Regions from separate parts of the Homo sapiens genome. Here region 2 is linked to region 1. The links are chromatin contacts, found by Hi-C or POLR2A ChIA-PET in ENCODE. All regions are on one chromosome and are shown on one strand. Each heading gives the region's core, a stretch centred on a gene start or an enhancer-like site at or near the end of the contact. The rest is flanking DNA. Distances are from core to core; before and after follow the strand shown.

Evidence for each region. A loop is a pair of places that touch in the nucleus more often than their neighbours do. ChIA-PET counts read pairs that join two places held with the same protein, here RNA polymerase II (POLR2A). Pooled maps may share reads with other maps.
Region 2: a map of Calu3 shows a loop between it and region 1 (2.0-fold over the local background). The contact joins two enhancer-like sites. A Hi-C loop is called at or near these places in 1 of 168 maps with a recorded cell type or tissue (Calu3), 1 of 37 single-sample maps with no recorded cell type and 4 of 50 pooled maps. POLR2A ChIA-PET finds 5 or more read pairs at or near these places in 10 of 52 experiments (AG04450, CD4-positive, alpha-beta T cell, GM10248 and 7 more).

The regions. Positions count from the first base shown.
Region 1 is chr1:224,167,815-224,171,407 of GRCh38, forward strand. No RefSeq gene overlaps it. Among named protein-coding and RNA genes, the nearest start is that of DEGS1, 14 kb to the right of the region's middle. RefSeq lists enhancers at 1,307-2,276, 2,277-3,246. Within about 2 kb of position 1,322, at least 9 of the 41 ENCODE cell types and tissues checked have a DNase peak (open chromatin) inside an H3K27ac peak, as active enhancers do.
Region 2 is chr1:224,265,183-224,268,571 of GRCh38, forward strand. It overlaps NVL (nuclear VCP like), which reads right to left. Exons shown (of 23, transcript NM_002533.4): 18 at 2,852-2,951. Among named protein-coding and RNA genes, the nearest start is that of MIR320B2, 9.8 kb to the left of the region's middle. Within about 2 kb of position 1,514, at least 2 of the 41 ENCODE cell types and tissues checked have a DNase peak (open chromatin) inside an H3K27ac peak, as active enhancers do.

The DNA of each region.
Region 1 (3,593 bases), core at 72-2,571:
TGTTCATGAGGGTGAAGTCTTCATGAATGGGGTTAGTGTTCTTTTAAAAGAGACACCAGGCTGGGTGCGGTGGCTCACGCCTGTAATCCCAGCACTTTGGGAAGCCGAAGCAGGCGGGTCACCTGAGGTCAGCAGTTTGAGACCACCCTGGCCAACATGTGAAACCCCATCTCTACTAAAAATACAAAAATTAGCCAGGCATGGTGGGGTGCACCTGTAGTCCCAGTTACTTGGGAGGCTGAGGCAGGAGAATTTCTTGAACCCAGGAAGCAGAGGTTGCAGTGAGCTGAGATCATACCATTGCACTCCAGCCTGGGTGACAGAGCGAGACTCCATCTCAAAAAAATTAATTAATTAATTAATTAATTAAATAAAAGGGACCTCAGAAAACTCCTTCACCTCTTCTGCCATGTGAGGTTATAGCCAGAAGACGGCCATCCACGAACAAGGAAGCAGCCCCTCACCAGATACTGAATATGCCAGTGCCTTGATCTTGGACTTCCCAGGCTCCAGAATTTTTTTTTTTTTTTTTTGAGACGGAGTCTCTGTCACCCAGGCGGGAGTGCAATGGCACGATCTGGGCTCACTGCAACCTCTACCTCCCGAGTTCAAGCGATTCTCCCACCTCAGCCTCCCGAGTAGCTGGGATTACAGGCATGCGCCACCATACCTGGCTAATTTTGTATTTTTAGTAGAGATGAGGTTTCTCCATGTTGCTCAGGTTGGTCTCAAACTCCCGACCTCAGGTGATCCACCCACCTCAGCCTCCCAAAGTGCTGGGATTACAGGGGTGAGCCACCACGCCCAGCCTAATTTTTGTATTCTTAGTAGAGACGGGTTTTCACCATGTTGGCCAGGCTGGTTTCGAACTCTTGACCTTGTGATCCATCCGCTTTGGCCTCCCAAAGTGCTGGGATTATAGGCGTGAGCTACTGTGCCTGGCCAGACTGTTTTCTTAAAAACCAAAAGCCTGGGAAGAAAAACAAAATATCTTGCAAATGTATTCTCAATCCCAGTCAATCCCCTGCAAAACTCAGACTCTGGAAGAATGAAAGCTATGCGCTCTTTTCTCCACTCATTCATATTGTTGGCTTCACACAGATAGAAAAAGCTACTTCATCCTGCAGAACTGCTCTATCAGTTCATGGTGTTTTCCTGGATCCTGGACCCCTGCCTTCCCCACCATGAGTCACCTCTGGATCGAGTCCATCTTCTATTTGGGATTTGGAACCAGACAACCTTTGTCCCTTTTTAGCCTCTGCTGCACTCTAAGCTGTGTGATCTAAGACACGTCACTCACATTCTGGAAGTATTCGCTTCCTCATACATGAAATGGGGGAAATTTCTCTAACCATAAGCCTGCGGTTTTGATTTCAGTGCTCACTAGTTCAAGACTTTTCTTCTTGCCTATGCCCCTTCACCCTCTTCCTTTGTCAATTTCCTTTTTCATAAGCTGTGGCTGCTGGTGAGTAAAATAGTCATCTGAGTACAACTGCTTTTGCATGAGCTAGACTTGGAAGGGTGCAAATGGAAGCAGATTCATTTCTTCTCAGTAACTGCTCTTTTAGACTGTCCTGTTGCATTGTTCTGCCCTGATCCCAGAAGGAATCTCAGGCAGATCCCAGAGCCTTGTAGACTCTCCTGGTCACTAACAAATTAATCACCTTTATCCAGTTATTAAAAAATCCAGCCCGATCCGAAGAAAGACTTTATTGTCTCAATTGATTAAAGCTTCTTTCCTCTTTTTTTTCTCTTTTTTTGAGACGGAGTCTTGCTCTGTCGCACAGGCTGGAGTGCAGTGGTGCGATCTTGGCTCACTGCAGCCTCCACCTCCCGGGTTCAAGCGATTTTCCTGCCTCAGCCTCCCAAGTAGCTGGGATTACAGGTGCCTGCCACCAAGCCCAGCTAATTTTTGCATTTTTAGTAGAGACGGGGTTTCGCCATGTTGGACAGGCTGGTCTTGAACTGCTGACCTCAGGTGATCTGCCTGCCTTGGCCTCCCAAAATTCTGGGATTACAGGCATGAGCCACTGTGCCCTCCCGCTTCTTTCTTCTTTCTGTAAGTCAGGCCTGAGTTGGACTTCGGAGAAGCTTTGAGTTGGGCTTCTCCTTTTCAGTGGAGAAGGGCAGGAAGGAGGATGTCTTCCATTTATTCTCTTTGCTTTTCCTCCTCCCCCTCCTGCAAGACTCTCTGCTGTCTAACTCAGTGGGGAGGAGAGACAGAATAAAGAAAAAAAATCTGCATTACTGGTATGGTTGGAATCTGTCATGTGTGTCTCTTGGTTGAGGCAGAGATCACACTTTGGGGCTGTTTTCCCCAAGGCATTTTCCACTGTTGTTGTTGCTTTCTTTTTCTTTTTTTAAGAGATAAGGTCTTGCCCTATCACTCACTACAGTCTTGAACTCCTGAGCTCAAGTGATCCTCCTGCCTCAGCTTACTGAGTAGCTGGGACTACCATGCCTGGCTAATTATTTTTATTTTTGATAGATGCAGAGTCTTGCTACATTGCCCAGGCTGGCCTCAAACTCCTGGCCACAAGCGATCTTCCTGTCTTAGCCTCCCAAAGTGCTGGAATTACAGGCATAAGCCACTGCTGTCAGCCCTCCATTGGTTTTTAAATAATCTCCTCACGGGTTACCTTCACCATGAATTTTTCTTCCAAGTTACCATACAGCTGACTCATAGGAACCCCTCCTTAGCCCTAGGTATCTGGTGGTAAATGTTCTTTCAAAAAGAAGCATTAGGATGCATGACCTATGAGGCCATAGACAGCAACCAAATCTAGCCCTTGTCAAACGGTTACACATCTGGTCCACCTATACCTGATCAACCTGGCAGAAAAGCTACTATCAGCAGAGACCCTCTGTCCATACTCAGTGACCACGGACAGCTTCTGATTTCCCCTCACCTTTAGGCATGCTCAAGTCCAAGTCAGGTACCAGTCCCTGTGTCTCTCCAAACACAAAAGTCAAGTTGGAGGAATGGTTCTGAGAAACTCTTCACTTGGCTGTAATTAACAAAGCAACAGTTCCTTCTGCCACCAGAGGGTGTGCAGCAAGGATGGGCAGCACAACCTGCTACCAACTCTCTCTAAAGAAATTCTTTTCTCTTTTTTTTTTTTTTTTTTTGAGACGGAGTTTCACTCTTGATGCCCAGGCTGGAGTGCAATGGCGCAATCTTGGCTCACTGCAACCTCCGCCTCCCAAGTTCAAGTGAGTCTCTTGCCTCAGTCTCCTGAGTAGCCGGGACTATGGGTGCGCACCACTGCGCCTGGCAAATTTTTGTATTTTTTTTAAAGACAGGGTTTCACCATGTTGGTCAGGCTGGTCTCAAACTCCTGACCTCATGATCCGCCCTCCTCAGCCTCCCAAAGTGCTGGGATTACAGGCATGAGGCACCACACTCAGACCCCTTGCCCTCATTTTTGACAGATAGTTTTGCTAGACACAGATCCTTGGTTGATAAGTTTTTTCTTTCAGCACTTTGAATACGCCATCCCACTGCCTTCTGGCCTCCACTGTTTCTCATGAGGAGTCACCTGTTCATCATATCAGGGTCTCCTTTTCGGTGATGAGTCATTCTTCTCTTGCTG
Region 2 (3,389 bases), core at 264-2,763, 98 kb after region 1:
GCCATTTCTGCCATTCTTAACACAGGTTTTAAAATAAACAGGCCAGGCGCAGTGGCTCATGCCTGTAATCCCAGCACTTTGGGAGGCCGAGGAAGGCAGATCCTCTGAGGTCAGGAGCCGAGACCAGGCTGGCCAGCATGGTGAAACCCTGTCTCTACTAAAAATACAAAAATTAGCTAGGCGTAGTGGCACGTGCCTGTAGTCCCAGCTACTTGGGAGGCTGAGGGAGAAGAAATCTTTGAACCCAGGAGGCAGAGGTTGCAAGGAGCTGAGATCACACCACTGCACTCCAGCCTGGGCAGTAGACCAAGACTCTGTCTCAAAATAAATAAATAAATAATAAAATAAAATAAACAAACTTAAAATATGGTGCGGGCTGTTAACGATAGAATAGGTTATTACAGGAAACGAAAGATTGATGCTGTGGTTTGAACGTATTCCCCAAATTTCACGTGTTGGAAACTTAATCCCCAATAAAACAGTGTTGAGATGTGGGACCTTTAAAAGGTGATTAGGTCATGAGGGCTCTGCCCTCATGAATGATGCTGGTTTCAAGAGAGTGGGTAAGTTATTACAGGAGTGGACTCTTGATAAAAGGATATGTTTCGCCACTCTCACTATTTTTTAAATAATAGAGACAAGGTCTCACTATGTTGCCCAGGCTGGTCTTAAACTCCCAAGCTCAAGCGATCCTCCTGTCTCAACCTCGTAAAGTGCTAGGATTACAGGCATAAGCCACCATGCCCAGCTTGGCCACTTTCTTTCTTTTTTAATGTCTACTCATTTGTTAACTATGTTTCTGTATGATGTTATTAATATACTGCACATATGACAAGTCATACATCAAAACCAGATAGTACAAACAATTAAACAGATAATAATTTTAGCATTTTCTGTCTCACCACTAACAGATATTAAGCCCATCCTTACTAATTTATGCTCCTCACTTTAAAAAGGATGATCATATACTGGAAAAAACTGGATCAATGTATTTCTTCAATGAGGCTTTTTTGAGAGAAACAGGGCCCTCATTTCCTACTCCCCAGGATCCCCCCTCTCTCTGCTTCTTTCTTCTCCAGACTTCCTCCAGTGAAACTAATCTTTTGCTATACAAAATGCTTTTTGGTAGGCTGAAGAAAACAGTTGTTTAGCTCAGGCAGTTGAGATAAATGTCCAAAGATAGGGTAAAATTAATTAAACTTTATTTGTCCACCTTTACTCATGGGACCATGGTTTCTTCCTGTCCAGGCCACTTTCCTTTTGCTCTCTCATGCATGCTCTTGTGCTCTTCTACCCTTTCGCCTTGGGGTGATGCAGCAAGAAGGCCCTTGACAGATGCAGGCCACTCAGCCTTGACCTTCCCAGCTTCCTGAACTAGAAGAACTGAATCTCTTTTCTTTTTAACACAAATTACCCAGTTTCAGGTATTCTGTTACAGCAAAACAAAACAGACTAAGACAAGCATCTTCTTGAAATATGTGAGAAAAGATCTGTATCTGCTTATGAAAGGGACGATGTGATTCTGTTCAACTCTGAGGGACTTTCTTCTAGGATGACTCTGTGATTTTATGACCTAATGACTGTTCCCACTACTATTACCAAACTGCTTATGAACATGATAACAATTACTAAATAGCTACGTGCTGTTTAACACCACTGTGGCAGATACATTACCAACATCATTTAACTTTTGTGGCAATCCTGCCAATTAAGTATTATCATCTTCATTTAAAAAGTGCCAAAATGATGGTCAGCAAGATAAAGTAATATAGTCCCAAGGTTACTATGGTATAATACAGAATATAACTGGTCTTTGCCCACCTTTCCTGGCATAGATCTTCAAAAATCCTTGCAATTTCCTGAGTGCCAGGAATATCTTTGTTGAGCTAATGTGGTGACGCATAGTGGCCCCACAGATAGCTTCGGGCAGGGGACTGATCACCAGAAAGATCAAGCATGTGATTAGAGTTGTAACTCCGAGCCATCTTCTGCACTTCTGTAGTCTTGAGCCCTTTTCTGAATCCCTCAAAGAATGCTTAACCTTGAAAACAATTTTCAGTAATTATTCAGGGCAGATATAGGGGCATGGCTCCAGCATAAAATCCTAAAAATCTATCTTTAACTTCTACTAGAGTGAAGAGTCTCGTTTTTGTTTCCTATAAGCTAGAGAGAAACCACAAAACACAAATTCTGAAAATACTTTTGTGGTCAAAAGTGTATGCTGGTCGGGTGCAGTGGCTCACGTCTGTAATCCTAGCACTTTGGGAGGCCGAGGTGGGCAGATCACCTGAGGTCAGGAGTTCAAGACCAGCCTGGCCAACATGGCGAAACCCCATCTCTACTAAAAATACAAAAAATAGCCGGGCATGGTGGCAGCACCTGTAATCCCAGCTACTCAGGAGGCTGAGGCAGGAGAATCACTTGAACTCAGGAGGCAGAGGTTGCAGTGAGCCAAGGTCATGCCACTGCATGCCAGCCTGGGTGACAGAGCGAGATTCTGTCTCAAAAAAAAAAAAAAAAAAAAGTGTATGCTGCAACTGTTCTCAGCCAAAAAGAGCTTTCTAAGCACCGACACAGAAAAGCAATCTCATGGGATCCAAGCAGTAATACTATACTTTTTACTATAGCTTATGCAAAAGCTTTCTAAGCCTTTATTTCAACTATGAAGTTTCCTTTCACAGAACCAAAAATGGATTGCCCAAATTTAATCTTCCTTTCCTAGGATGCATGTGAATTATATTGTTTATAAATGCTACTAGTTTTTACTTTTATTTTTAATTATCTGAATCTCTTCTACGGAAATGCTGTAAGTTTTTAGATTCATCTGTGTTACAATATTTTTATTTCTTACCTGGCCTGTTAGTGGCTGCCATAATAAAAACCTGCTGGCGTGCTTCCAGACCATCCATCTCTGTAAGTAGCTGATTCACCACTCGGACACTTGCCCCTGTCTAAAAAGACATAAATCTGGTTCCATCAGCTCTCAATACAAAGGAAAAATACCCATTTTCTTCCACATAAAAATAATACATTTCCCCATGCAAAGGAGATAACAATGATAATTTTCTGAGGCGTCACTATATGCAGACACTGTGCAAAATGTGTTCTCATCAGTGGACCTCCCCAGCAATCCTATTATTATCCAGTCTAAATGAGGAAAGTGAGGCTTAGAGGGATTATTTGTCCAAGTTCTCATCACTAGATAAAGGAAGAAATGAGACTCAATCTCAGGCTGAATGGATCCCAAGGTCTGATGTTTTCGAGTTACTCAAAGATCTAACCGTCACAATACACTTCCCTTGGGGCAAATCTACAGCTAGCTTTCGTTTCTTTGGTAGAGATGGGGTCTTGCTATGCTGTCCAGGCTGGTCGTGACCTCCTGGCCTCAA